Linked DNA regions of Mus musculus: region 1 is linked to region 2. Evidence: chromatin loops called from intact Hi-C (ENCODE). Cell type or tissue: left cerebral cortex. All regions are shown on one strand. Each heading gives the region's core, and the rest is flanking DNA. Links, peaks and the distances in the headings are about the cores only.

Evidence for each region. Hi-C counts contacts between places; a loop is a spot of excess contacts. Peaks named below come from ENCODE experiments on the same cell type or tissue, not always from the same donor. Only the 100,000 strongest peaks of a DNase experiment are listed, where the experiment ranks them.
Region 1: a loop joins it to region 2, with 3 times the contacts of the local background. A loop is called at or near these places in 2 of 42 quality-filtered maps.

Annotation. Positions count from the first base shown.
Region 1 is chr15:88,027,272-88,042,390 of GRCm38, reverse strand. No RefSeq gene overlaps it. Among named protein-coding and RNA genes, the nearest start is that of Gm35772, 36 kb to the left of the region's middle. In left cerebral cortex, for the core only: a CTCF peak has its summit at 8,481; a DNase peak (open chromatin) is centred at 5,534.
Region 2 is chr15:88,241,159-88,256,277 of GRCm38, reverse strand. 4930445N06Rik (a long non-coding RNA gene) reads left to right here. Exons shown (of 7, transcript XR_875554.1): 5 at 184-312. Among named protein-coding and RNA genes, the nearest start is that of Gm41376, 31 kb to the right of the region's middle. In left cerebral cortex, for the core only: a CTCF peak has its summit at 7,849 (motif pointing right); DNase peaks (open chromatin) are centred at 8,591, 9,796, 10,583, 11,492 and 1 more place.

The DNA of each region.
Region 1 (15,119 bases), core at 3,928-11,927, 210 kb after region 2:
GTGACCTTAAACCCTCACTCACCCAGACTGGTCTGATACCAGCAGGTTAATAGGTATGTGATTATTCCTCTGTTGTGATCACATCAAAAGATGCTCTACAAAGGTATGCAGGGTCTGGCTGTGACTGTCCTTCCTCTGCTTAGAGCTCAGCTTCATGACCAATGAACCTTAAAATCTACAGACTGCTCATACTCCGTCCTTTCTTATCACCGCTAACCCGAGGTCCCACGCTCTCACTGCCTCTTCTGACTGACAGGATCCTTGGAGGAGTCTTCCGGGTGGCTCCAGTGTCCTTGCCTTAGGGACAAATCACTCTGGTCCCAGGTGCCTGCTATGGTTATTTCTGTAGGAATTCATCGTCATGGATAGTGGAAATCTGAGAGCCACATCTTCCAGTCTGTCACCTACAGCTATTCTGACCAGAGCATAAAGGACCTGTTAGATCTATTTACATTCTGCCCAGAGTACAGAGATCTATTTACACTAGGTGCCAGCTTCATGTGAGTTCTACCTCTTCAGCTTTGTAGTTTAGAGTTGATAAGGTTTCCATTTCCCCATGGCAAGGGCTCAATCTTGGATTCTATTATCACATTCTGCATTTTCTGAGCATCCCGGGTACTCTGAATGGAGGATGGATGGATGCAAATGAAATGCAAGCAAATGGGCATCTTCCTCTAGGAGTTTCCAGCCCTTAAGAAACCTGGCAAAAATAAAAATGCCATGGTACCACTGCGTGGGACCGTGAAAAGTAGCCTTGTTCCCGGTTGAACAACTCTCAAAGGCTCAAAACTTTGGTGATCCTGAGGGACAATAGCACTTCACCTGGTTTCCGGGCACCAGGCCCTTGTCACTAGCCGCAGCTCCCCATAGATTTGTGTCCTTCAGTCACATATAAGGGCAACGCCCCAAGCCACTTGCAGAGCACAAGACCTATGGTCACATAGGCTCAAGACAGATCTCCATGCAATTAAGGTACCTAAGGCCTGGAGGACTTAGCCAATAAGCTTTCCTTCCCAGACACTCCTCCCTGCAAAAGGTATTTAACCTCAGGACCACTCTGAGAAGTGAGGTACAGTTTTATTCATCCACTTTTTGCCATGACAGTAAATGCCTTAAAACCATGGACTGCTTCTTTTCAAAGGGATCCCCTGTGGAGAGTCATGGAGACGGCTTTCGCCTAGAGAGCCCCCATCTAACCTCCAGTTGAATGCTTCTCTGCGCTCCTAGCCCAGCCACGAACACCACCAAGCCAAGCCCAAGTTCAAGCCAACTGACAACAAGCCGAGGACTCTCCCTGAGGGACAAGCCAGACCCCTCTCTCCCCCTTGGCCCCAGGCTAGATCCAGCTGTCAGGCCCCCACTCCATTCTCAGCTCTTCCACAGCTCCTAGCTGTGCCTGGGTGTCCAAGAGCCTGAGAACCAGATGGCCCCAGGCCTCCTTGCAGGCCCCGGGAACCCAGAGCCAGCTCCAGCAGTCCCACACCTCAGACTGTGCTTCCCCACCCCCAGAGCGGTGTCCTGGGGCTTCTCTATAGCAGGAAACCTGTGGGGCAACGGCAAGGGGTAAGTGTTCCTGCGCCCTGCCTCACTGAAGGGCTGATCCCTGTGGTGGAGCAGGTGTGGGACCCCATAACCCTACACCTCTGGACATGTAGGCAGGTAGCCCTGGGACCTCTATGTTGGAGAGACGAAGGAGCCATCCAAGGAGGCTTCACTCTGGCCAGATCCTCAGCGTGAGAGAGAAGCCCTTGGGTGGAATAAAGACCCAGGGCACTGAAGGTGGAGCTTGTAGGGTTGGGATTTCTTGAGTTAGTCTAGATCTCACCTGTGGAGTGGCTAAAAAACTTACACAGGCATTGAAATCGCCAAGATCTGTCACACCAAAATGACAGCACACAGTCTGTGGAGACACAGGTCACCATCGCCATGTTTATTAGTAGCAATGTTTTGTGTAGGACTTTGTCTTATCTTATGGGCTAGAGGGACAAGGAACCTCTTGCTGGGATCTCTTATAGTTTCATGAGCACCTCCATGAGAAGCACAACTAAACGATGTTGAAATCAGGCCTTGGGTTCAATATCTCACTGGAAGCAATTCAGGGGACGTTTTAAAGTTTGGTTACACTTAGGAGCGCCCTGGGCATCTGGCTCAGGGAATGATGCAGGTTTCAAATAAATGACCATACAAATAATTACATCAGTTGCTGAAACTGTATGCTGCTTTGCTGATATCCAAGCTGCCATCCCCTGTTTTACTGCGGAAGCCTGCTTAGCAAGCCCTCATCTAGTCAATTTTCTGACCACAGCCAATCAATGGACAGCAAGCATGTGCTGCTGACAGTGGTGGAGTGTTGTGGTGAGCTTCACCTGGGCAGGAGAGAGAGAGAGAGAGAGTGGGGATGCACATGTGTAGACACACACCTGTGTATGTATGCATGCATTTGTGTGGTGCTTGTATGTGTGGATAGTTTACTCACATGTAACAGGAGAGGGTGAGCCTCCTGTGGCCCTTTGTGAGGTACTCTTTCAGAGCAGGAAACACCTGCAGCCCCTCCAGGGCCTGGCTCATCAGGTTGTAGATTGGTTGTGTCTGTGGTTGGAGAATCTTCTTGGACAAGCTAAAGCTGAGCGGGAGCCACCCTGATGAGCAGGGCTTTGCCAAGCTGGAAGATGCCAGAATGAGCCTCATCAAGGGAGATGGGAATACAGGACAAGGGCAGTGCTGATGGCCACCAGGTGTCTCAAACTCTAGCAGCCTGGCTTGGCAGGCAGGCAGGCTGAGCTAGCCTGGGCCTTTCTTGGGTTTTCATGTGGTAGTTCTTTATGGACCAGTAAGCTAGGGTCCAGCAGACTGTGTGACCTTGATAGAGTTGCTTGCCCTGGCTGTAGTCACATTCACTCCCATGGCCTCTGAGGGGGACTTCTAACTGGCCATCTGCGCAGTGTGAAAGCTGGAGGGTTAATTGCTGGAAATAGTGAGCAGGGGCCAGTTCTGTGCTCTGGCAGCTACTGTGTGCTGAACAGGGTACACATGGGGTTGCGGTGGGACACATCAGGGTATCAGTCCAGCTAGATGGGAGCCTTTAAGGGAGCCCGGGGCGGTTGAGAAGGCAGCTTGTAGAGTGGATGATGATGCTTGGTGTCATTCCTGTCAGGATTCTGGGGTATGGGGTTGTCTACCCCCCACCAGGAAGATATAGGATGGAATAGGGGGACCGTTGGCTCAGCCAGGACACACTGAACGGAGCTGGTTAATCTTGATGCATAGCTCTGCCAGGTCACTCTGTGTATATAGCTCAAATGCACATGCTTCCTCTCTCACACACAGTGACAACAGCTCTTTAACACAGGCACACCACAAAGGAGGCCCTTGGGTTTTTGTTGTTCCTGCTTCTCCCCCACCAGTGCCCCCTTAAACATCACTCACTTCTGTCCACATCCACATGGCTCCTTGGTCACCATTTAGGTCAGCATGTTGTTGGCTAGATTGGGCATTGCCCGGCTTGAGCTCGGCTCTCTAGCCCCAGCTGCTCCCCTCCCCTGGGTCTTTCACTCTAGAGAGGCACTCCTCATAAGCGCCCAGTCTGGAGTCTCCAGGAAACTTCAAGAGGACTCAGGTGGTTGAACGTGCAGTCTTGCCCATAGTAATGGAGTCTGGGGCCTCAGCCACCAGCAAGTCAACCTGTTCAGTGAGTTTCATCCCTAGCAGATCAGGAATGGAATCCCAGCTGGCCTGAGTGCTGGCCTTCCTAGGCTCAGGTCCCCACATCAGATCTGTTGTCTATGACCGAGCACTGAGACCCCAGATGCCCTCTCTGCCTCTCATGCTTTCTTGTCTGATATCTGCCTCTCCCGTTCCCGTGTCTCCTGTGGTTTTGAGGCTCGTCTGTCCCGCCCCCACCCCCCATTTAAATGATTTTCTCTGAGCACAAGTGAGAGACTGTGTTGTTTTCATTTCCCTTCCTTCTGTCTCTTACTTTCAGGACTCGATTATATTCCCTGGTTGTTGTTTTATACTCTAGGCTCTGGTGAAGTTGTGCCCCAAAGCTGGGGCTCAGGGGGTGGGACATGAGGGTTGGAGATAGGGTATAAGTGGAAGACTACATACCATGTCTGATCCTCTGTGTCTTGTTCCCACCATCAGAGACATCAGCATCACCCCACAACGTTGGACACATCACAGTGGACAAGGCAAGGCAGGGCCAGTGGGGCATTGGGGGCTTGATGAGAGCCAAGCAAGACTGACATCAGCAGCTTGGATGGAACATCAGTGCTCTTAGTAGAGAGACTCATGGGATCTTCACACAGGAAGCTCTAGTCCAGAGTGGATGGGATGAGCAGAGCCTGGTGATTCCAAGCAGAAAATAGAAGATGCTGGGCAGTGCTATCAGTACTAGATGGAGAGGCTCTGGTGTGCACATGTCCTTGTCCAGTTGGGTATCAGAGCCAGGCTGAGACATTGACAGTGCCTTAAGAAGCTGGAGTTGAATGAGTCTGTCAGCTGACTGTGGCATATTCCTTTTGGATCTGATGATCTCCTTGTAAAGCCCCAAGGGCCGGCAAAGGCAAGAGTATAACGTGCACAGGCATTCAGGGATCCATGGTGTGGTGTCCTGGCCCCGGACGAAGGAGCATGTTATCATGGGACTCTCTACTGACAGGCAGTTCAGGATGTCAGGCCACACCAGGCTGATGGTCTTGACAGAGGGGACAAGGAGGAAGCTTTGGTCATGTGGACACAGACATTCAACCCTGATGCCTTGGGGTGCTAGAAAGAGGGATAGCATTTATCGCACAAGATATTAAGATGCAGGTGAGGTTGCTGAGCAGACAAGATGCAGGGCAGGAACCAGAGGTGACAGGCCAAACTGTCCTTGGCTCGTGATCCTTACGTTCAAACTTTAAAAACCTGTAGGCGTCCTGGGCCTGGTTCCCCTCACCTGTCCCCCGCCTTGCTAAAAGAATACCATCTGTCCCAGCGAATCTGCGCCTCTCTATGTAAAAGTGCTCTTCTGTGCATGAGGCATGTCGTTATTTTAATTAAGAACATACCAGGGCTAGAGAGATGGCTCAACAGTTAAGAGCACTTGCTGTTCTTACAGAAGATCCAAGACTTGTTCCCAGTACCCACATTAGGCAGCTGCAACTGCTTTTAAGTCCAGCTGAAGGGCACCTGTGCTCTCTTCTGTCTTCCATGGGCACCCTCACACATGTGTCATACACGCACAGACACAACACAATACTCACGCAGGCATGAATGAGCGCATAAATAAAAAAAACAAAAAACAAAAATAAATATTTAAACAAAAGAAAACACATCCTTACATCCTCTGGGTCTTAGTCACCATGGAGACCGGCACAGCATCCTTAAATAGAAGCTTTGTTGGTGACATTTGCCCCCACTGCCCAGCCCTCCTCTGCCACACCTGGGCCTCTGAGGGAGGTCTCCATTCTCACTTGTCAGCATGCTAATTTTGCTCTCCTATCCTGTGAGAGGCACAGAGAAGACCGCCTTCGTTTGCATAATTTGTACTGGGATATCTGCTTGGTGCAGCCAGCCTGCTCCCCAACAATCCCATCCAGATTGGAGCCTCGGCAGCTGCAATCTATCATGCTTGGACTCCGGCCTGTGAGCTGGTGACGGCTGTCCACTCTCAGGGACTGGCCCGGCCCAAGCCCCAGCGAGAACAGTGATTGATTAACGCGCACAGGCGGAATTACTCTCTGTAATGGTGATGAATACAGCCCAGCCTTTCTGGCAATGATGGTTGTTTATCCATTTTCAGACCCACGAGCAGCAATCAAGTTTCCTCAGCTGGTTATTAATTACCACACAGTCCTTGGGTGGGGAGATGCAGCTTTCTTGCCAGGGGTTCCATCTGTCATGGGGAAGTTGCGAGGGCAGGTCTGCGCGGAGTCTCTCCCCGTGAGAAGAATCTTTCCACCGCAAGCGTTCCAATGTCAAATGGGTTTACATTGTGGATTCTGAGATCATCATAAGCAGGGCCTTGCCTCAGCTGGAGACCCGGATGCTGCTCCGTGAAATGTAAGGGAGATCACTGTGCTGGTGAACTGAGCCTACCTGGTGGGAAATTCTCATGGTGTCACAGATGACAGTCAGGGAGTGTGGGCTAGGGGTACGGCTCAGTTACCAGAGCACTTGCCTAGCCTACACAAACCCATGGCACTATACGAACCGGTGTGGTGGTACATGGTTAAAATCTCAGCCCTTGGGGGAGGTAGAGGCAAGAGGATCAACCTTGGCTAACAAAGTCGTTTAGAGGGTAGCCTGAGCCAAATGAGATCTTTGTAAAAAAAAAAAGGGGGGGGCGGGGGGAACCCACCTTTATCTTACAGGTGGGGAAACTGAGTCGAAGCTCCAGGAAGCTTCCTGTATTTGAGATTTGCTTGGCGTGGGGCATCTCTGGTTATTCTCTGTGCAGGTCCCCACCAGGATGGCAGAGGACTCTTCACAAGGACATACAGTCCGGGTTCATGTGGTCAGCTTTATATAGATACTCAAGGACAGAGCTAATCCTCCTTGTCTATCTGATGAAATGGCAGGCTTGAGGCCTCACTGTGTTCTGCTTGTCAAGATGAAGGAAGCATTATGGGTTTCCCATGAAGCTTAACTTCTAAAAGTCCAGCAGGCAGGAAACAGCATGCTGGGTTGAATTCCCGTGCTGCGGAGCCCCAGATCCCAGCTGAGGAACTCGGTCCTGCAAGGTCCGCCCCAGGTCACAGGAGGAAGAAGTGCTCAGAGGCCTCATCCCGGTCTTTATGAATTGTTCCTCTTTCTCAGAAGATGTATTTCCTTCTCCAAACGCTATCTGCAAGGAGACATAAGGAGTGTCTACTTATCTTAAAGCCACGCTCCCGGGGAACATGATGTATGAAAATCAGGATCTACACGGCAGATATGTTTAGGGAACATTATTCATCTTGCAGAGAAGCGAGGGTGTCTGTCTTGCAAGGGGACACACGGGTTTTCTTCAAAGGCAGCTGTCCCGTGCATGCAAATATTTATTTAAAATTCAAATATTTCTTGAAGGAGGAGCTGTCAGAGGGTGGAGGGGAGACCTGGAAGTTCCAGGACTTCTAGGAAAGAATCGATCGATCAGTTGATGGGCAGATAGAAATTGCTGGGTGAGTACTTCGCAGCAGCACGATGTTACGGGCTACTGGAGGGCTTGGGGGAACTGAGTAGGATTTGGTTGGGTTTGGTTCATCAAGTCTGGGCTGGTAGGTCTCGTTTAAATCCTGAGGCTGAAGAACTGCAGCTAGGAGAGCCCAGTAGAGTGGTCCTTGCCTAGGAGCAATCTGAAGTGTCAGGAGTTGGGGACAGCTACAGAGAATTGCACTGGCAGACCTGGGTCTGATCTTCTGGCTACGATACTCGAGGAACTAGTTTCAGGTCTACAGACAGGAGGGGGCTCTGTGAAGGTCTGCAGTGATCAGGGCCATTGGGGATATGGAGAAGTTGTGCAAAGTGGGTTGGTGTGTGCTGAGTGTCAGCTGGGACTTCCAGGCCATCTCCCACTGCACCTTTAGGCTGCAAGCAAAGGTTTCAGAGAGTCAGGGAAGGTCCCTGCTATGGACTGGCAAGCTCTGAATTGTCACCAGATGCTAATAAAAAGACTCACAAGCAAGTGGCATGGGCTGTATCACAGTCACCACACAGAGGGCTTTGCTGGCTTGTACTCACTCCTGGAATCTTTACTAGAAAAACTCAGAGCCTGGCAGGGTAGAGCACAGGAAAAAGAGATGGTGTTTTAACCTCTTAGGGTCTTTCCTTATGGGCTTGTCAGCATACATCCATGTCTACCTTGGTTTACCATGTAACAGGCAAAGCAAAACAAGGGTCCAGAGGAACAGACAAGGCACACCAGCTTCTCTGTCACACAGATATGACTCTGGGGGACCCAAGACCCTGAGGTAGAACGACCTCACTCCCATAAATATCTAAAGGATGCAAGGGCCACTTCAGGGACTCATAGGGACAGGGACAGAGTGTTGGAGCCACAGTGTGGAAGGACCAAAGGATAATCTGACACTGTTTGATCTAATATTCTCAGTAGCCTCTATGGCAGCCATGGCAGGCAATTGTAGTAGAGTTGAGGGGCTAGGTGAGTTGTACAATGTCCTGCCTTCTCTGGGATATCATGATTTTGCTGGACCTGGGAAATGCAGGGATGGGCTTGGGAGGAACTAGGGCAAGACTTGTGAGTGATGCAGACCTGTGGATCCAGGAGGTGAAGGTCACATTTCTGGTGTTGAGCTTATACTAACAGCCCTAAAGGAAAGCCCTGAAGCTAGTGTGAGTTGGTAAGGACACCAGGTGGCATACTGACATTTCAGTCTGCATCTTAGAGAAGACAGCAGTCTCAGAACAAGGGACTTCTGAATCTGACAGTGATGACTGGTGTGGGAATTGGGAAGATGCCCTGTCCTCAAAGACCACATCCTCGACTCCACACTGCCCTCATCAGATGGAACTATGGCATGCGCAGATAGTGAGTGGTTCTGGGACAATTGCAACCAATGGTCCCCTGAATGGGACACAGGACAAAGAATGTTGTGTAAATTAAAACAAGGACATTCCCTTGGGTGGTGTGATGTTAACGTCAATGTAACTGGCTTTAGAATCGCAATGGAAATGTATATCAGGGTGGATCTGAGAGTGTTTTCATAGAGGTTTAACTGAGGAGGGAAGACCCTCCCTGACTCTGTGGGCAGCAGCATCCTACAGACTGAGGTCTCTGACTAATTTAATAGGAGATGCAAAAGAGAGAGAAGGAGGAGGACAAGGAGGAAGAGGAAAAGGAAGAGAAGGAAGCAGAATAGGTGGAGGAGGACAAGGATGAAGGAAGGAGGAAGAAGAGGAGGAGGAGGAAGAGGAGGAGGAGGAAGAGGAGGAGGTGGACAAGGATGAAGATAAAGAGGAGGATGAAGATGAGAAAGGAGGAAGAGAAGGAGAAAGAGGAGGAGGAGGAAGAGGAAGAGGAAAGCTAGCATCTCATGCCCTCTGCACCCTAGTCTGTGAAACAAGGAGGTAAGGACGCAGCAAAGGCTGCTTTCCCTGATGTGCCAAACTTGAACCAGAACAGAGTCTTCCTCTCTTAAGTGGTTTCTCCTTCGGCGTTTCGTCAAAGCAGTGAGAAAATAACCCAGCACTGGGGAAGTCACATGGAGCACAAGACTGACTGAGTGTGCTTTGCATTTCAAAGTGTTCCTTCTGGGATTTGATCCATTTCCAAGTGGTGTGTAGTGTGTGTGTGTGTGTGTGTGTGTGTGTGTGTGTGTGTGTGTGTGTTGGGCCAGAACTTGCTCTCCTCTTCTCAGAGGGAGATCGACTTTCACCATTTTTAAGCCTCATCGTTCCAGATCACTGTGATGCTCAAGCGCAGTCTCACGGGGCTGTACCTTCCTGCCAGCTGTCCTGTGGTCTCAGACAAGGCTATCTTCTAGATCCCCACTCTGATTCCCTTTGCATGTGGAGCATACCTAGCCCCAGACTCTTCCTCCAGCTGCCTGAGCCACACGCCCCCGCCCCCCACCGTAGACAGAATCAGGCTCAAGACACGGCTGAGCTACTGCTTTCCAGAGGCTTAAAGAGGAGCCTGCGTGGCTCACGGCACGCACAGCTGTAGGCTCCACGTCAAGCAGCAGTTCATGGAAAGCCTCCTTTCTATTTCTTGGGCTCCTATGACCTGCCTTTCAATTATTTTTTTCCTTGTAATTTTCTTCTTTGTATCATCCTCACGTGCTCCCCGCAGCTTTTGGTGCTCCCAGAACATCAAGGAGGACTCCACGGCCTTGGAGACGTAGCTGCAGGAGGCATCAGAATGATGAACTCAGCGAGTGGCAGCTTCTTATGTAAGGTGGTCAAAAAAGTCACCCAACCATGACACAACAGAAAAGTCACCCAACCATGACACAACAGAAAACTTCACCAATCAGGAAAGGTCCTGGTCCTGTTCAGAACCCATAACCCTCAAGAACCTTCTGAATATGTCCTACAGGAAACCTGGCAGGTATCAGTAGCCTCTTCTGGCATTCAGACCCCCATTCGGCTCTTCACAGTTATCACAACCCTAGATTTATGCCAACTCAGAGCCTGGGTAGGGTTAGCAGCTGCAGGAAGGATCTGAGCATTGAACCCGTGACGAGAAGCTTACAGAAGCTATGCTGGTAAACTTTAAGGATGCCCATGCAAATGTACAAAAAAGAACCAGAGCCCTGACTGAAGCCACTGCAGGGGCAGAAGGTAGCCAGGGCACTTCTCAGCAGAATGTCAGTATTTGGTGCTAGGCACTTGAGAAACTCAGCAGTGTGAGCCCCCAAGGAACAGACCCTGAATCAGTAAGCAGTGTGCATGTGGGTGCTGTGATGGGCATGTAATGACCACAGTGGGAGTCTCTATAACTCCACAGTGTTCACTCTTCTCTCTATGGACCTGCTCCTGGGATATTGCCCTGCCACACCCTGTGCAAATCTACCAATCTTCCTCGCTATCTTTCCTGCTAGAAATTGTGGGTACGTTTTCCCCAAACATGAAATGACACATACACTATAGCGATCACAAACTCCACAAACCAACACAGACACACACACACAGACACACACACAGAGACACACACACACGGGGTAGGGGGGGAGAAACACAGGTACCCCATATGCTGTACAATGTACGTACCACACATAAAACAGTCTCCTCATATACCACACACAATGCACTTTATGGAAGCCACAGCTGTCACATGCACACCAGGGACCATAATACAGCACACACACACACACACACACACACACACACACACACACACACACACCAAACTCCACACAGAGAACACACAGGCACATACATCCTTCCTGTTTACCTCCTTGGTAGACTCTGCTATGGGCTGCTCATGATTTGGAAATGTCTTCAGTATTCTTTCCATTAGGAAATCTGTCCTTCCTTTCCCCTCCCCCAACTCTTTACTTTTGAATCTGAGCCCCGTGAACCAGGCTTTGCATTCCTCTTACTGCGGACATTGGCACGGTCCACCTGTCAGGCATGCTGCTGCAGGGTCTGCCATGCCTGTGCACAAAGTTTTCGCTGGGCACTGGGCAGCTGTGTTTCCAGGAGAGACACCTCAAAACACTTGTCATCAATTTTGAACTCCACGCGATGTCAAGAGTCCTCCAGAATCCCCCCTAAACTGAGTTCTATCCTACAGGGGATGGTGTCTGATCTCTTGAGGATAACACCAGGGTCCCTCATTTTCCAGCGATCTGCAGATAACACCTATGACTGAACAGGGGTCCTCTTCTGCAAGCCCTGTTTGCCATGACTTTTGATCTTGCTTCTCACATGACATGTTTTTTTCTCCTGCGACAGAGTCTCCTGCAGCCTAGGCTGGCTTTGAACTCGTTATGTAGATGAGGATGAACTTGATCCTGCTTCCATCTCCAGAGCGCTGGCAGGTGCGTGCAACTGCACCAAGCTTATGTGATGCTCGGGGAGAACCCAGCGAACCCTGCTCACCAGGCAGGCACTCCATGCCCTGAGCCCCAACCTCAGCCCCTTCTCTCGTGATCTGAGGAATTTTTTTCCTTCCCTTAGTTTCACATGTTAATTTGGGTCCTTTTTTACTATGTGGTGACATTTTCTCCCTGCCATAGCATTCCTGCCAAGTGGATTCTGCCACGTTTATCACAACATGTCTCTTCCTCTCCCTGGAATGAGAGCTATTGACAGTGTTTGAGGTTCCAGTTCAGACTTGGAAAAGCTATCCACATGGAGCAACACGTCTCTTCAGTATCTTCTCCTTTCCATTCCTCTTGCCCGGTGCCCTGGTGGCTCCTGGTGGTGTGAGGCGCTATTGAGGGCTGTGCTCTGGAGTTCCTGTGGATCCCTTCCAGCGTTTTCTTTTCTTCTTGTTTCACCCTCCCCTATACACGCAGCCTCATAGCCGACAGCACCCACTGTAAAGTTATTTCTGGCCCGCCCAAGCACCTGCCTTCTCACTGCTTCCTGTAATCCCCCTGAGTGTGCACGACCTAGGGTAGCATGCTGGGGTGTGGCCAGCAGCCAGTTTGGCTCTGCTCCATCAGTTCAGGTTTGAGATGTGTGGTGTAGGCTGGGATACTGCTGTCTCAGGGCACCTCTTGTGGTGGGCACACTCAGGGTGGGCATCTTTGTTATGTTATCCCTTAACCCAGGGAGAATCCCGTATACAGGCCAGGCCTTAGAGAGTGAGAGCCTGCACTAGATGGAGCCATTCCTTCTGCCATGGTGGCAGTCCCCATGGCCTGCTCACAAATAGACTCATAGAGACAACATGGCTGCCTTGTTTCCTCACTCCACTCTGTTTTCTCTACTCCATGCTGGGAGGGAGTGTTGGTGTCATACTTCCTATAAAGGTGCCCCCTACCCAAGTCGCATACATATTCCAAGTGACTTTGGCTACTTCTTCAGGACCGTGTTCTCATAGATGCACCCTGATGAGTCTAGCTCCTGTTTCCTCTTTTCAGAGAAATATGGGACAGCCACAGCCAGGACCACCTAATGCTGGGGAAACTGAGGTAATCAGGCTCTTCTTATGTGAGGATAGCTGGCATATTGTCCTCTCTCTGACAGCACAGTTTAGAGAGTGGGATGGGGACAGGGATTGTCTTCTGCAGGCAGTCAGGAAGAGGCTCTGATTCCACTGGGCAGACTTGAGCATGCATATATGTGTATGTATATATATATCCACACCTCCTAATAGTGTCACTTTCCATGGGTCAAGTATATTCAAACCATCACACCATGGCTGCTGGCAGAGAATTCACCATGGCCTCACCCTTGACCTCCATTTCTTCTTCTCTCGGGGCTTCGATGAAGTATGCTGGTTAGTTTGATAGAAGTATGCTTGTCAGCCTAATAGAAGCTAGGGTTACCTAGACAGAGGAAATATCAATTAAGAAAGTGGACTGTAGGCAAGTCTGGGGGTGGGGGGTGGAGTCCTGATGCAGGATTGATATGGGAGATCCCAGGCCACTGAGTGCAGTGCCACCTCTGGACAGGTGGCCTTGGATTGTATCAGATAGCATGCTGAGCAAGCCATGGGGAGCAAGCTAGCGAACAGTGCTCCTATATGGCCTCTGCTTCAGTTCCGGTTGCTAGGTTCCTGCCTGAGTTCCTGTCCCAACTTCTCTTCCTGATGGGTTGGAAGTTGTAACATGAAATAAGTCCTTCCCTCCTCAAATCACTGTTGGTCATGGTGGTTTATAACAGTGACAGAAGGAAGAAGGGAGCAACTTCTCTTCATTATAGACCAGCCACATGCCCAGACAGATGCAGCCAACCCAGACCAAAATGCAACAGGGCCCTACCTAGTTCTCTGACCTGCCTCTTGACCACAATGTCTACCCTTCCCACATGTGAAGTTCTAGGTTCTCATCCCAGGGACACAAGGCATGAGGATACATTATGCACTGGTATGAGACAATAAGCAACATTTATGGGGCGGGGGTACGACAAAACAAAAAGTATTTACCATGTGGTATGTGGGTTCTGGGTACCCCCACAGAGGTGCCCTCTGGCCACCCACTAATAATCCCTTAGGAGACAAGAGAAACTGAGACAGGAGCTGCTATTCTTCAGACTTGGAGATGGGAAGGGACCATGAACGGACCAAACCTTCCAGTGGCGCTGTGCCATGACACTTTGCTGAAAGATAAGACTGCTATTCATTCCCAAAGGTTCCCAATCCATCCAGCCATGTGTTCAAGAGAAGGGAGGCCGGAGCTGATTCACTCTGAGGTCCCCACACACCAAGGGTCCTCGTACCCTAGGTGCCCCACTGATGCCACTCAGTGAAGGTCCCCTTGTGACCGGAGCGTCTCAAGACAAGAAAGGACATGAAGGCATCTCTTTTCTCACCTGGCATGTCCATCAAAACCTGGCAGGCCAGAGCAGGGCTTAATGAAGGAGAACCAATTACATACACCTAACTGCTTTGGGTCATGTGATCTCTCTCCTGACATCAGAGGCACATCCAGGGCATAGCCTAGACGTGCTGGCATTTCATGTCAGGGTTCCCAGCTGTGGGGAACCACCATCAGTCTGTAGCCTGAGAGAAGGCCTGGGCCACCTTGTCCCAGACGCATCCGGAAGTCACCTACAGCTTCTCATCCTTCACTTGGAATAGCCCAGAGGTGGGGCTTCTCCTCACAAGGCTTTTTTTTCCCAGTGGTGCAGAGAGATCTGAGGGAAGAGGGTGGGAAGGAGCAATAGCAGAGAGGGTACGGAGTTAAAATTGGATTTCTGCTCAGATTGATCATCTAATGTGATAGAAAAATATACAGTCTGGGAGCAAATTTAGATTTCAGTGAAAAATTAAACTGTTTTATACCAAGTTGCCCAGTGGAGCATTAAATGCATTCTCTACATAATTGTATCTCAGACAGCAGCAGGGACGTGGCTGTCACTCCAACTGCCTCCAGAGGCTGCAGGACACCAGGCCGGCAACAGCCAGCTCTGTGCAAGGGTGAGGGGTGTCCTGACTGATCTCCACACTGTCTTCCTGTGGGTTGGGAGGAACAGGCTGGGAATACCTTCCTTGGAACTTTTGGGGCCAAATGACCTTTCAAGCCAGCAGACTCTGATTGGAGAGTGAGCATGGGACAGGAACACTGGTGACCTTGGAGACAAGCAAGAAGGGGGAATCCCATGAACGTCTAAGATGTCTGTCTCCCTGACAGAGATCTCTCTCAAAATTAAATCCTTACTGCCAGGAACCTTGATGCCTCCATCTGTCATCTCAGCCACTAGTAGTACAGAAATTAGGTTTGTCCCCCCGGGGACCTAGAATGTAGAATCAATAGCAGGGACACGTTAACATAATTGACTTTCTGCATGGATCCTTTTTATTTTCTCCTTGTCTCTAAGTGACTTCTCCCAGTGTGTTTGTCTAAGCTAGCCTGGTCTACCCTCCTGTTACTCTCATGCACCCGTTTCTCAGATTAGTACTGTCTTAGTTGCTTTCCTATTGCTCTGATAAAATTACCCTGACAGATGCAACTCAACTAGGGGAAGGCCTATTTATTTTTATTTATTTATTTAGGCTTAGAGTTACAGGGTACAGGCCA
Region 2 (15,119 bases), core at 4,546-12,545:
CTTCTATAGGGCCCTCGATGCATGCCGACATGGCTCATAACTCGCTATGACCCCCTAGATCCTCCAAGTGCCTTTCCCTCCCTGCTGATGTGACAGCCCTGGTGGGTGGTTGTCTTCGAAGGGAAGACCTTTATTCTGTGCGTTTGGATTATTCTGACTTGGAGTTCTTGCTTTCGGTTACAGTAGATTCAAGTTGTGCTTCGATCATCAGACTTTGATGAGGACAGTGTCCTGAGTCAGCCGTCAGTTATTCCATACTAATGAGACCTGGAGGTCCAGAAGTGATTCACTTCCGAGCCGTGTTTGATCATAGTAAGTTATTAGGGCTACTTTTGATAAATCGATTGACATTAATTTCAAATAGAATTTTGAATCTCTATTCATGAATGATTTGGATGGTTTAAATAATTTTATTGTATTTTCTTTTCAGTTTTATTTTCAAGCTTATAGTCACAAAAAAAAAAATCAAAGGAGGGTATTGTTAAGTGCTTTCTAAGTCCTGGACTATTTTTAAATGACATAGATCAATCTGTTATTCCCTTAAAGATTACATGACATTCTCTTTGAATTTATCTAATCTTGGTGATCTTTTTCAATGGCTGATGAGACCTTTAATGTTCTTATAGTAATCGGGCAAGTCAGGTTTCCATTTCTGGGGACATATTATTTCGAAACAATTAATCAACTAATACTTACATGGGATCTTGCATGCTATTGCTTTATATGAAGGTCAGAGGACTATTCTGTGTAGTCAGTCCCCTCTTCTACCTTCTTGTGGGTTCTAGGGATCAAACATGGTTGCCTAGGTTGTGACAAACACCTTCACCTGCTGAGCCACTTCACTGGTCCCTGGGACATATGTGATATTTTTAATTTTTCATTTTTAAGGAAGTGTCTGTTTTCCTAAGCTTATAAATATGCCTCCATGGAATTAGATATACAATTTCCACTTAGTTATCATAATCTTCTTTTTTTCATGTGCTCACTCTTAGTCCTGACTCCCTACTCCCCCAGTGTCTTTCTCCACCTCCTTCCATCTCTCCTTCTTCTCCGTCCTGTAATTAACTCACAAAGACTCAACTTCAAAGAATTGAGTTTGGATTAAGCCTTGCATTCTGGGTTTTTGTTTGTTTGTGTACACTTTATCTTTTCTGGATTTCATGTTTATTAAATGCACAGTTCTTATTCCTGGAGCTCACATTGCCGTGTTCACAACGTGTTCAGCCTGACGCCAACCCCCTTCATTTCTGGTTCCCCTCTAAATCAGGAAATGTGGCAAGGTCCCCGGTACCCAGCTCACTTTGCTGTGAAGTGCCCTCCTTTCCAGAGTTCTCTAGCACAGTTATCGTTTCTTTCTTGATTAACTCTTTGATTCAAGGCATCAAGGATATATGATTTACTTCTCAAGTATTCAATCCACCTTGTGCTTCTCGCCATACTAATTCTGATTTTTACCGTTTTGTTACCAGGTCATGTTGGCTAGTAGAGTTTCCCACTTCGAATTTTTAAAATGTGTTTTATTTTATGCATATGGGTGTTTTCCTGCATTCTGTCCATCTGGGCACTACATGTGAGTTTGGTGTCCTCAGAGGCCAGAAGAGGCCAGAAGAGGCCATCAGGTCTCCTGGAACTGGAGTTACAGATGGTTGGGAGCCACCATGTGGGTGCTGGGAATTGAACCCAGGTTGTCTGCAAGAGTAGCCAGTGCTCTTAACATCTGAAGCATCTCTCCAGCCCTCAGAGTTGACTTTAAGTTGTTACAAGAAGGTTTTATTCTCAGATGAGCATATAATTGGCATTTGCAAACACTCCCTGGGAACTGGCCAGTTGCTTCTTTCTGAAGACTTTCACCAGCCGGGTTCTCGACATCTAGTGGGAAGGGTGGCTGTGTGCTCTGAGTTGACTTAATGACGTTTGATGACACTCCTTTGTGCACCCCATCTATTGTGGTCTTCATCACTCACATCACCCTTGTCATGGAGCCTCTGGAGAGGTCTTGTCACAGGCCCAGCTTCTGGGAGTTCCCCAGTTGCTCACAGCTTTTGCTGTGAGAATCACTCATTCACCACATACTAAGAGCATTCCGGGACCACGCGATTCTCAGAGGAGCCTGGGGAGGAGATCTGTTGTCACAGGGTGATAATGAGATTTTATCCAGGCAGCTGTCACTGACTCTGAACTTCCTGAAAGAGTGAGTAGGAGGCCCCATCCAGTGCCAGGGGAGTGGCCTGTCTGGGGCCATTGCTATCCTGCCCCATCCGTTTGATATACATCTCGCAACACAATTTCTCAGCATCTGCTTCACTTTGTCCATGCCTGTCCCCTGCATGCCTGTCATCATTGCAATCATAACTTTATAGTTACTTTGTTAATTAACTTTGTTTGCATGTGTGTGTGTGTGTGTGTGTGTGTGTGTGTGTGTGTGTGTGTGTGTGTCTGTCTGTCTGTTTGTAGGCTAGAAGTTGACTGCAAGTGTCTTTTCTCACTAGGCATTACCTTACTTTTAGATACAAGTTCTTGTACTGCCCTACTGCTCATCAAGTAGGCTACAGCCTGGACAGGGAGCCCCGGGCATCCCTCTGTCTCCATTTCCCCAGTGCTGAGACCAGAAGCACACTTAGCTGTTTCCCATGGGTGCTAGGGCTTGGATGCAGACCCTAACACTTACATGGCAAGGACTTTCCTGGCAGAGCCATCTTACCAGCTCCTGCTAATTTGCTTTCAAGCAGGAAGTGCTTCTCTGCTGTATAATGTTCCTATCAGCCTGTCCTCCCTCATCCCATGGTTCTCATGTTCCCCAAGCCTCTCATCCTCTCCACTCTTAGAAGCTCGTTTTGCCCTTGTTTCTTCGGCTCCATTCAGGCTGGATTTGCTTTCCACAGAGACTAAAAGTCACACTCTTTGTGTGTGTGTGGGTGGTGGTGGTGGATTTTACAGGGTCGTGTGCAGATGCGAGTACGGGATTCCACTGTCTCCTTTGTTTGATATGCCTGTCAATCATTGTATTTACCACATTCCCAACAGTTAGATGACTCATTAGAACACTGAGGTTTATTGTTTAGAAACTAATTCTTTAGGCTACTCTTTGTGTGTGTGTGTGTGTGTGTGTGTGTGTGTGTGCAAGTGTGCAGAGATGCAAATGCATACAGAGGCCATAAGTGTACCACTGCACCAGATCCCCTGGAACTGGTGGTTCTGAACCATCCTACATGGCTTCCGGGAACTGAACTTGGGTCTTTTGCAAGAACAGTCAGTGCTCTTAACTACTGAGCCATCTCTCCAGCCCTGAATATTACAGAATTATTACTGTTATGTGAACAACATGCTAACGCCTCCTCTCTACAGCATCCACCCTTTCATTCCAGTGTGTGCAACCCTCGAGAGCTTGCATCCCCTCACCCCTTACACAACTTTAGTCGCAGGAATGACAATTTACTGACATTTCCTCTTCTTCCTACATCTACCCCCAACCTTCTAGAATCTGCTGAGATGTTTTAAAACACCCACTCTCTCTGGTCATTATTAGAATTTCCATTTGGCTTGCGATTGCACCTGTATTTATTGAGGCTACCGCTAGACTCACATATAAGACATGCTACAGGAGCCAGGCTGTTCATCTCAGCATGGTTAGTAAACGTTAATTGCCAGAAATGACCCAAATGTCCACCAATAGCAGCTGATTATATAAATTACAGAGCATTCATGCGACTGAACCCCACAGCTGGTGAACATTGCTAGAAGCTTTTTATATATGACATAGAAATATCTCAGTGCTGAACTTTAAGCAAAAAACAGCAAAGTATGGAATATATATGGTGTTAGCATTTACAAAAAAAGGGAGAGGATAGAGAATTGGAACTCTGCGTGTGGTTATGAATTTGGTTTGTGTGTGTGTGTGTGTGTGTGTGTGTGTGTGTGTGTGTGTGTGTGTGTGTCTGTGTGTGTATGTGAGGCAGACTCACAGGATGGCTCTGTGGAGTGTGGGTCCTTGAGGCCTCAGGGGGAGCACCTTTTGTCTATGCTAGTGCCCTTGGCAGAATGTTTCCTTCTGGTAAATGGCTCTGAGTGGGTGGAAGCTGTTGAGGTCTGTCAGTGAGCACCCAGGGCTCTCTTCCTCCAATGGACTAGGTGAAGGACGGGCTTAAGTAAGAGGAGCTGAGCCCCGGAGGCTCTGGGGTTCAGTCTTTTGGGGGAATGGCTTAGTTTCTTTCTCAAAGGACTCCTGAATTTTAGGAGCTGGATGAGATATTATAGAAACAACCTGTGTTGGGCTTCCTAACCTCGAGAGCCCACGTGAGCCGCCTTTCTTTGTACTTACCCAGCCTCCAGGGTCATGTTCTGGACACATATGATGAGCATCTGCAGGTTCTGTCTCGCGTGGACGTCTTCTTAGGCTGGGTCTGGGGTTTCTGAATGTGGTCCTCCCTTCCTACATCACGGAAGCTGCCCCTCTGGCCCTGCTATCTGGGAATTTCTGTGAAAAGCATAGCAGGCCATCTTCCTTTCCTCTCTTATCAGTGTTTGGTTTCTGCATCCACAAGTGGGCACTTCTGCACCTCTGCTCTAACCTCACTTAGGCATTCCACTGGAAGCCACAGGTTCTCGACCTGTTCTCCGGCTCCCACCTGCAGATTCTCCACTCAAAGAAGCATATTTCATTATTCATTCAACTATCACCTGTCTCTCTTGTTTTCTCCTTGGGTTTGCTTGTCGTGTTGTTCTTTTGAAACATGGCCACCCTCCCTCTGAAGCTTACACAGTTCTGAAACGTAGTGTACAGGGCAAGCTGTCCTTAAACTTGCTTCTGCTTCCCAAATGCCAGGGTCATCAATGTGAGACACCGTGCCCAACTTGCTTTCCTCTGTTGAAATGTGGCCGGATGTGTCTGATCTTCTGATCCCGTCTCTAGTCTCATCCTCTGTTCGCACACATACCGTATGACTGTTCTTTGCCAATGTCACCTTTAAATATAAATCTCATTTGATTTTGGGTTGCTAGACCTCATCTCCAGCTCTATCATCTCCTTCCTGGTTGGAGCACCATCTGTTGTGTTTGAACTGGATATAGGATACAGTCCTTCTCTAGAAAAAGCCCTAATCCCATCCCTGTTCAGGCCCAGCCCTCTGGTGCAGTCTACTGCATGTCTGATAGATGCTTTCACACTCTTTCCTCTTCCCCTAGTCTGGGATCGCAGGACCGAGCTTTGAAATGTATACACTGTCTACTAATCTACAATGTCCAGGCATGTCCACTGAGCCTGGTAACTAGGAGTCTCACTGCATCGTGTCTCTTGTATAACGTCTGTAACCATTTTGTATGAAACACCCTCTTCCATAGTCAGGAATGTGGGGTACGGGGCAGCCCCAAATGAGTCCTTGGGTCCTGGAAGGATGAGGCTTTCCTGGGAAGGGCATGACAGTGGTTATTCGGCGTCTCTGTGGTTTCCCCAAAGAGGGCTCTGAACAGCATCCAGTGGCCCCAGCCTCTCCTCTACGTCTGCCAAAGTGCGTTTTACTACTGACCCAGAGCATGGTCCCAAGTCCCTGAACAAAAATCTTCAGTCTTGCCAAGTCGCTCTTTTATTGTTGCTATTAAACATTTATTAAATACTCTGTGCAGAGCCAAAGCCGGGTGATCTGGGCTGTGGCGAGTGAGAGCCAGACTGGTGGTGACCATACCATGAGTCCCTTGTGCACAGGTTGAGAAGTCATGGTGGATTGTACATCCAGAGGTGACAAGGAGGGGTAGGCAGCAGAGTCCCTGGGGCCAGCTGTTGGAGCTATGGCAAGCAGCTGGATGGAGTGAATATATCTCCTGGAGGGGCACAGGAGCACCCTGATGGGGAGAAATCAGCATGGCTGCTGTCAGGAAGATTTTCACCACGGCCATTTTATTTTGGCATCCTTGTGGATTAAAAGACAGTGCACACACTTTGGACTGAGCCTCTAATGATCCACCCTCAATGTCTCCATGTTGTCACCTCATTGGAGAGCCATGGGCAAACGTAGAAAAAGACAACCACACCTCACCATCAATGACTCTGGGGCTTAGTAGGACTTCACATCGGCTTCTCATAGTGCGGTGCTTAGTAAGACTTGGCAGCAGCTTTTCTTAGTGTGATGCTTAGTAGGACTTCACAGCTGCTTCTCCGAGGGTGTCAGAGGGAAGTTTCTCTGACTCTTTTGCCTGCTTTTTGGATCATTTTATTCCTACTGGGTTGCCTTGTCCAGCCCTGATGTGAGGGGAGCTGCCTACTCTTATTGTAACTTGTTGCGCCACGTTTGGTTGATATCCCTGTGAGGTCTGCTCTTTTTAGGAAGGGAAACAGAGGCGGAGTGGATCTGGGAGAATGGGGAGGGACTAGGAGGAGAGGATGGAGGGGAAGCTGTGGGGTTGAGATATAATATATGAGAGAAGGATAAATAAATAGTTATTTTTTAAAAAGAAAAAAACCCAAACTGACCCTCTCTGGCAATGATGTAGGCTCTACAGGGCCTGAGAAGTCCTTCCTTATCTACGGGAGGGAGACACTATGATCTGGCACTTCTCCCACACTAGACTCCTAAAGTGGACCAGTTAGCTTACCTCCCAGATCTCATGCCACTTTCCCAGTTATCCCAAATGCAGCTGCTTCCACCAGGGCGCCTCCCACATCCTCCTGGCTTCCATCCTCTTCCCTTCTTTCTGCTGCTTCTTCCTTCTTGTCTTTCCCCTCTGCACTGGCTGATTTTGTGTGTCAGCTTGATGCAGGCTACGGTCACCAGAGAGGAAGGAGCCTCAGTTGAGGAAGTGCCTCCATGAGATCCAGTTGTAAAGCATTTTCTCAATTAGTGATCAATGGAGGAGGGCCCAGCCCATTATGGGTGGGATCATAACTGGGCTGATGGTCCTGGGTTCTATAAGAGAGCAGGCCGAGCAAGCCATGAGTTAGCAGTGCTCTTCCATGGCCTCTACACCAGCTCCTGCCTCCAGGTTCCAGCCTTGCTTGCGTTCCTGTCCTGACTTCCTCCAACGATGGACTGTGATCTCGAAGTGTAAACCAAATAAACACCTTTCCTCCCCAACTTGCTTTTTGGTCATGGTGTTTCGTGGCAGCCATAGAAATCCTAATGAAGACGTTCTCCTCCTACTTAAGCTTGTGACTTTTCCCTAAAATTTATCCCCAGTCTTCACTGGGCTGGTCTGTGGGAGAAACTGACCATGGTCTGTAGTCATCCTACAGTGAACCTCCTTGTCAAAGATAACAACTTCAATACCAAGGGCCATTCTGTTGGGTTCACTTGAACCCAGGCCTGCTTCCCAGGACTGTCTGTGGTGGCTTATCCTCTGAAGCCAAACTCCACTCCCAAGGCATAGCAAAACCCTAAGCCACCATCCAATTTGCCACGGTCACATGGTAAAGAGGCAGCCACTCTCAGAGCTTATTATATGTCTCCATCCTGTCAGACCGATTCTCTTTCTCAGCCCTCGCTGCCCCCTACCTTCTCCACAATTCTTTCCTGACTTCCATGCCTAGAGGCCCATGACTCACCCACCATAGATTACGGTGGCCCCCACAGCCTGGTCTGCGCTTGGCCAGTGCCTTCAGCAGCTTGCATTCACAGTAGATTGTGCCCATCCCAAGTCTCCTGCTCTAGGTTGGGAACTCCCAGATTGAACTCGGATAAAACCCAAAAGGCGTAGCTGGGTCAGCGGAGAATGTTTGCTTCTCACAGCATGGTTGGCAACAAACCTACTGGACCTGTGTGAAAAACAATCCACCTCATGGTTGTTCAGGTCTGTCCAGGGCAAAGTTTTCCACAGCTCTACCCAGGGCTGGCAGGTCACAGAAGCAGAGGTGAGAGTGGACACCAGGGGGCGCTGTTGGACAGTTCTCGCAGAGCCTGGCAATTTAAGCTACCGTAGCAGCAGCAGGCTGGAATCAAGAGCTGGCAGCTCCCCGATGCTGTCAGATTTCGTTTTCTGGAAGTCGCTGGAAGTCCTGGGCTTGGGGGTAGTAAAAAGACATGCCAATGGTTGTGAGGGCCTTTTGCAAGCGTGGCTGGGTTCCTCTGGGCTGCACACTCTCCCCTCACGGGGAGCTGGCTGGTTGGAACCCTGGGTAGCACTTGAAGACCTTGGCCTGCCTCCTACACACGCTCTGCTTGGAGGAGCAAGGAGAATTGAGGAAGACAGGCAGGTCACACAGCAAGACCAGGCTGAGGACTCTGGTCTCTGAGCAGCCACAGGCAAAAAGCGGGTTTGGAATTGCTGGTATACAACAGGTGGATCTTGTAGCGGAGGGACAGGAGGAAGCTGACCCTGGGCTCTCCGGGCTGGCCTCCTCCTGGGAGACAGACCATGGATCCACATGTACAGTGAGGCTGGGTTATAGGGTCCCCCGGTCTTGCCTGTGCTGCCTCCTGTAGCCTTCAATCTGGGGAGCCACACTGTTGGTAGGCCTGCTATGGCTATGGCTGCGGCTGCGGCTGCTGAGTATGGTCTTGAGGTGGCTCTCAGGGGTGAGCAAGGCGCTGGCTCAGAGGTCTGCTGTGCATCCCAGCTTCCAGGAGTCTTCAGGAAGGGAAGTGTTTGTGCCTCACAGTTTACAGAGGGTGGGCGTGGGCGTGGGCGTGGGTGGTGACCATGTTTCCATCTTCGTTCATGCTGTAAAGTCTCTATGACGTGAGGGAGGCCACAGGGAAGGTTTTCACAAGGATTAAGAGCATCCAAGCACTAGGACCTGAGAGGATCATGAGGGCCCATGAAGGCCTATTGTATCCCAGCAGTGGGTGGTACTCAAACTCTAGGCCTCAGTTTCCCTCAAGCCACTTGCTTGTCATTTGGACACCTCTCCTTTAGTGCTCTCTCTCTCTCACACCTTCTGCCAACTCCCCTGGGAAAGCCACACCCTTAGGCCCATCCTGGAAGGCATCACCATCTTCCTCACTTTGGGTTCTTGCCTCTCCCTTACCTCTGGGAGTGGGCTAACTAGAAAGATTCTGCCCATCCTGGGGCACACCTGCAACCAGGGTAGCCTCTCCTAGCTGCTCCTGTAGGGGCCATGAGCATCTGTGTATCCCTTCACCTGGCCTTGCTCTCTTCAGCCTACCTCAGCATCAGCTGCTGAGACCATCCAGCCACTGCCCCACCCACCTGACAAGAGGGACCTGGCTTATACCCCAGTCACTTTCTATCTCCCATCTTGCACACAACACTCTTCGAAGTTTGGTTTCTATTTCTAAAGTCTCCTCCCTTGGCACAGGTCTTATAGCTGTGGTCACCTGTTTCCTCCTGAGGTGTTCATTACTTTAAGAATTCCACCCCAAATCTATCTCTCTACCTTCCTCTGTCAGGTTAATTTGGCAGTTTAGATAGGAGTGTACTTATGAATGGGTATGTCTAAATAGACAGGTATATGTGTTGGTATGTATGGATAAATACAGAGGTATGTTTGTATATGTGTTGGGGCACATGTGAATGCATGCCTGTGTGTGTATACACATAGATGCATGCTGTGAGGAATACACAGGAATGCATGTTTACATGTATACAGACACGGGTACATGCATGTATACACATGTGGGTACATGCTTCTGTGCACTCCCACATGTGGGTACGTACTTGTGTATGCACAAATACGGTGCATGTTTCTCTTTTTAATATCACATGTGGGTGTGCAGTTATGCATGTGGACACATGCGAGTGTATGATTATGTGTACAGACTCGCAGGTGACTACCTGTGTGTGTTCCCACAGGTGGTACATGGTTGGCTCTGTGCCCACATGTGAGTACATGTGTGGGTTCATATACACTCTCTTTGGCGGCAGACATCCCCACTGAAACCCCGTAACAACCTCTTCTTGCCAAAACCATGTCTCCTCCTTCCCTTCTCCCTCCTCCTTGCTTCCTAGGACCGAGCTCAGGTCACAGTGGAAGGCTAAACCACTGGTTTCTTTCTGTTCCCACTCGCCTCTCTTGCCTTGCTGGTGGGGCACTGTTCCTGACATGTAATTCATGCTCATGGCCTCTGCTCCCCTGTCCCCGCCCCTGCCCCTGTCCATCCCATTGCGCTGCTCATCGCTTTGTGCCTCCCAATGAGACTGTGACATCTTGCTTGTTTGCTCTGAGACTTACTTCTCCCAGCCTAGTAATTAATTGCTTGTTTCGCCTGGCCTGACTCCTTCCTAATTGTCTGCAAGAGTGACATCCCCTGGGGACCACCACGCCTCCAGAGGCCTCTTCACTGTGGGTCAGGACTCACCTTCCTCATTCCCTTCGCGTCCAGACAACCCCCACCAGCGAGCGTCCCCTCCCTCCTAGAGAGCTAGCCACCTGCAGCCCCTGCTGGACAGAGCCCCTCCCACCCATCTGGGTTCTGAGGAAAGAGCAGTGTTCAATCTGCAAAGAGTCACTCTCAATCTCCTGCATTTCCTTCCAGAAATAGAGCTCTCGGGTGTGACAGGATCACTAATTCCAGCCCAGTCCGGTTCCGAGCCTGGCTCTGCCTGTGGGGGTATTAGAGTCACGTGAGCAGGCCCATGGTGGCGTCGGTCGCTGTCTATTGAGGTAAAGCGCTCTGCTCTGACTCTTAAAATAAACACGTGTGGGCCTTCTTTGTGCCAGTGGGCTCTCCCCTGTTCCCTGGTTCATTCTCAAAACAACTGTGGGAGAAAGAGACGCTGTCCTCACTTTACAGTAGCAGAACCGGAGCCCAGGCCTCTCAAGGATACCGGTGTGGGCGGAGCTTCTGAAAAAGTCCTCTGTACCTAGGGGCGGTGGCTCTGTCCTCCATGGAGCTGATACACTATGGATAATGACCCCAGGGGAGATCTGTCTCCTGTGTCTGTTCACCTAGATGCCAGACTAGGATGATCATCGGAATTCTAGGGCCTCTCTGCACCAGCCATCCTTGGCTAGGGTCCTTTTCAGTACCTTGAGGGTATTCTCTGCAACATTATCTTGCCCCCTGTGATTTTGTAGAACCTGTCCCGAGGCTCTGAGAAAAAGGATGGATGAGCGTCCCTGGGCTTGGATAGTGTGATCTTGTAGGCAAGGCTCTGCTCCATTCAGCTGTGAAGTGGTTGGAGGCTATAGCAGCCGTGAGAGGGGTCAGGGAATGGACCCTCCCTCGGGATGGTGACGGCTCATGTCGACTGCTCAAATTTCCCTGGAGTGTCTGGGTGCTGTAATCAGTGCCTGTGTGTTTGGGTGCTGTTGTCTGTCAGTGTGTCTGGGAGCTGTCATTTGTGTCAGTGTGACTGGGTGCTTCTGCCAGTGTCTGTGTGTCTGGGTACTGCTGTCAGTGTCTGGTTGCTGCTGTCTATGTCTAGGTGCCTGAGTTCTGTCATTAGTATCTGGTCGCCGCTGCCAGGGTCCCTGTGTCTGGGTGCTGTTGTCAGTGTCATTATGCCTGGGTTCTACCATCAATGTCTGCGTGCGTGCGTGGGCGCTTCGGTCTGTGTCCATATGTCTGCAGTTGTTAGTGTCCGCGAGACACATTTAGATTGCAATAGCTCAGTGAGGCATGCTTAGCAAGGCACAGGCAGGGGAACAGACTGAACGCAGGACCTGGTACCACAGACATCCATGATGGGAACACTTTGTCCCATGCTGGCTGTCTCTCGTACGCCTACTGTGTTATTAACATGCCTTGTTGCTAGGGCAGAGTATCTGATGTAAGTAACGTAAGGAATAGTTTATTTTGGCTGGAAGCTGAAGGCTTCAGTCTGTCTTGGTGGGGAAGGGTTAGCAGGAGCGTGAGGCAGCTGGTCAGTATGCAGCCAGGACGCTGAGGGAAGAATATTGGTGCTTAGCTCACTTTTTCCTTCTTATGAGGACCCCAACTAGGGATGATGCTGACCATATTTGGGATGTGTTTTCCTACCCCTACTTACTCTAGAAATTCTCTCACAGGCATGCTTTGAGAGTTTGTTTCCATAGTGACTCTAAATTTCATCCAGTTTACACTCAAGAGTAGCCACCAGGGTTCCCCTTCCCTGCCTCACCTCCAACCACAGAGAATACAGGCAGTGTCTGTCTCTCTGTGAATTAATTACTCAGCTGCTTAATTTGCCTGGCTAAGGTCTAGCCCTCCCAGGAATCCCAGCCATGGATAAGAAGACACCATCTTCCCAGAGCTTCCCTGGATGGTCTAGGGTTGCCAGCTGGGTTGCACTGTAAGTCTTCCTGCTGGTCAGTCCATCTTCCTCCTTCATGCAGATGAATTTCTTGGGGACTTCCTGGTCATCATCAGCACACAGCTCATACCAGGGTGCCTGATTCCAGGGAGTCCCCAGAGCAAAGCCACCCAAACCACCAAGCAGTGTCCTGAAGATTATCTCGTGTTGCAGAGTGAGGCTCTATGGCTCAATGCTGGCCACTGAATGGAATCCAGACCAGGAGCCCAGATGGCCAAGAGGTCAATCATAGTGAGGGGCACTGACTCCTTGTGAAGCGGGCTCATATATCTGAATAGGGTGGCATCTGGAAAATTGGAGAGAAAACTGTCTGGCTGATGAGTATAGGCAAAAGCCAAGTGTGTGGCCCTTCTCCTTGCATCTCCTTTATCTCTTCCTCCTTCCTCCCTCTTCACCCTCTTCTCCTCTGTCCTTTCCCCATTTCCCCCTATTTATTCCTCCTCTTCTTTTTATTTCCCTGTCTCCATCTTACCTCCCTTCTCCCTCTCCTCTCCTCTCTTCCTTCCCTCCTTCTCCATGCCTGCAACTGCACATTTCTTTGGTGGCAACCCCCAAAGGCCCTTGACCCTAGAGCTGATCATGTCCTGGAGGATCTGGCTACTAGAGCCAGTCTTACTCCCTTCTACTGCTCTGTTGTAGCCTGATCTTCCATGGATGCTGAGTCTAGGACCACCAGGGACAACTGCCCTTGGCCCTGATGGAGACTGTCCTGTCCCAGATTTGCACACGGACTCTATATACCTCCCAGTTAGGTGTGGTAGAGCTTGTTCTCTGGACCATAATGTTTCAGCCAAGGGGATGCACTTCTGCCCTTGAGTAGAGCTTCAGAACAGAAGTGGGTAGTAAGGACAGTAGAGGTTAATGTGATGCAATATTGCCCACAGTAGGGTGGACTCCAGATCCTATAAAATGGCAGGGGATGGAATGTGCACAGTCCTGATATTGTAGAGTTAGAGTTCCTTTAAATCAACTGAATCAAGACAACCTGAGCTGGACAGAAACATGTTAAAGCAAATATGTTAGAATGGATTTTACAGAATGTCATCAATTCTTAGGCTGGGCTCCCAGAGATAACTCTGCCTGTCATGTGTTACCTTGATTGGATCCTAGGAACTCAGATGGTTGGCAAACCAGTTTCTGAGTGTGAAGCAGTATTTCCATCAACTGGAATAAAGGGTACCATCCAAGTTGCCTAGGATCTGAACAGAACTCTGCCTTAGTCCCGGGGCTGGGCTGTCCTGCCCTTGGCACTCCTTGTATTTTGTGCTTCAAATTCTAGGAGAAACATCCCCTGTTATTCTGCCTTGACTCTCAAGCTCACATACCACAGGCTCTCCTGGTTTTGTAGCTGAAATGATGTACTGGGACTTCTCAGCTTCCATAAGTGTGTAAGTCTACCTGATAGGAGTGTGATTAACACATATGCACGATCTCTTTCTTTCCCAATCCCCATATTATATTATGGCATGGGATTCTCTTCCAATCTTGTCTCAGAGTCTACTTAAGTCACCTTACAGAAGCCATGCTCCCTTTCTTTGCATGCTACATGCCTGATACTTGCCAGTGTATGCTTTCCCTAGAACTTCAGGATCTTGATACCATCTCCTCATCTGTTTTTCTGTATTGGCATGGGCAGTCTGGAAGTTTCTGGACACTTTTTTCCCTTACTTATTTGATTTCTCATCAGGTTTGGAGATTCCAGGGCCAACAGAGGCTCAGCTGTCACTGAGTTACAGAGTCTTCAGGTCACTGACTCACACCCAGTGCTCCTGCGGAGCCTTCTGAATGGTCTTCAAGGAAGAGCATCCATGTTAGGAGGTCATACTGCTCTAGAAAGGCCTGGCTAGCTGGTATTCTTACCCACATGACTGAACACTACTCTAATTCATTCCCTGCCTGAGCTAGCTTCAGGGAGAGATCTGGGCAGAGGAAGCACCCAGTCCCATTGAAATGGGATTAAAGCTCTCTTTGTATAGGACTCTTGCTCAGTCTTTAACCCTACAAAGGAAATATGTCAGGAAGGCTCTCCTGGTACTGCATACCCCCTATCTGAGCCCAGCTCTCTTCCTCTGACTACAGAGACAGGTAATTTGAAGTTCATTTATTTTCACTGACTCCTGACCACTCTCCATCCATGGCTGTGAAATTAACAGGAAAAAAATTACAAATTGCTAGAAGACAGAGACCTTTAACAGTGAGCACATTGCCTTATGCAGGTTTGATAAGCTGAAGACATTAAAAATAGAAGCAACACAGCTCGAAGTAGACCAGTAGTCCTGAAATTTTAATAAGCTCCAGCTATAGGCAAAGTTTAATAGCTGGTCAGCCTCAGGGGGAAGGTCACACCCAGGTCTGTCCTGAGACACTTGGGGCTTGGTGACTGTTCTACTGCTTATGGCCCTATCCCCTTGGCTTCATCTCAGGTCCTTGTCATCATGAGTCCCTATGTCCCTTCCTCGGGTGCTATCAGAGACCTCAAGCATTTCCCTGTGTTTGTCTTAGTACCCTATGGACACCTTGGGCAGTGGTTGGGGGGGGGAAATTGACTTTTATTTTATAATTAATCAATTATTTATTTGTCTGCAGAATCCAGAGCAATAAGAGTCGGCGGAGTCATTAATAAGATACCAAAATTTCCTGCACACCCTGGAGGATGTCAGTCTGAGACTTATGTCCACTACCCTGCTCATCTGTGTGTCTGGTTCTGTGGTTCCATCCCCCCAGGGCAGGTGCATGGGGTCACCTTGATATTTATGTGGTTCCTTTGCTGTCCTGTAGAGCCAGAGCTGTAGCTGTAACTTCTTGGAAGAGACACTGGCTAGGGAGATGGTAACTCTAGGCACTATGGAAACCGTGCTTTCTGGAGGTGGTCACTAGGGATATTCTAGACAGGTGCTATGAATAGTTTCTTATCTTCCAGAGCTATTTCTTGGGATCAG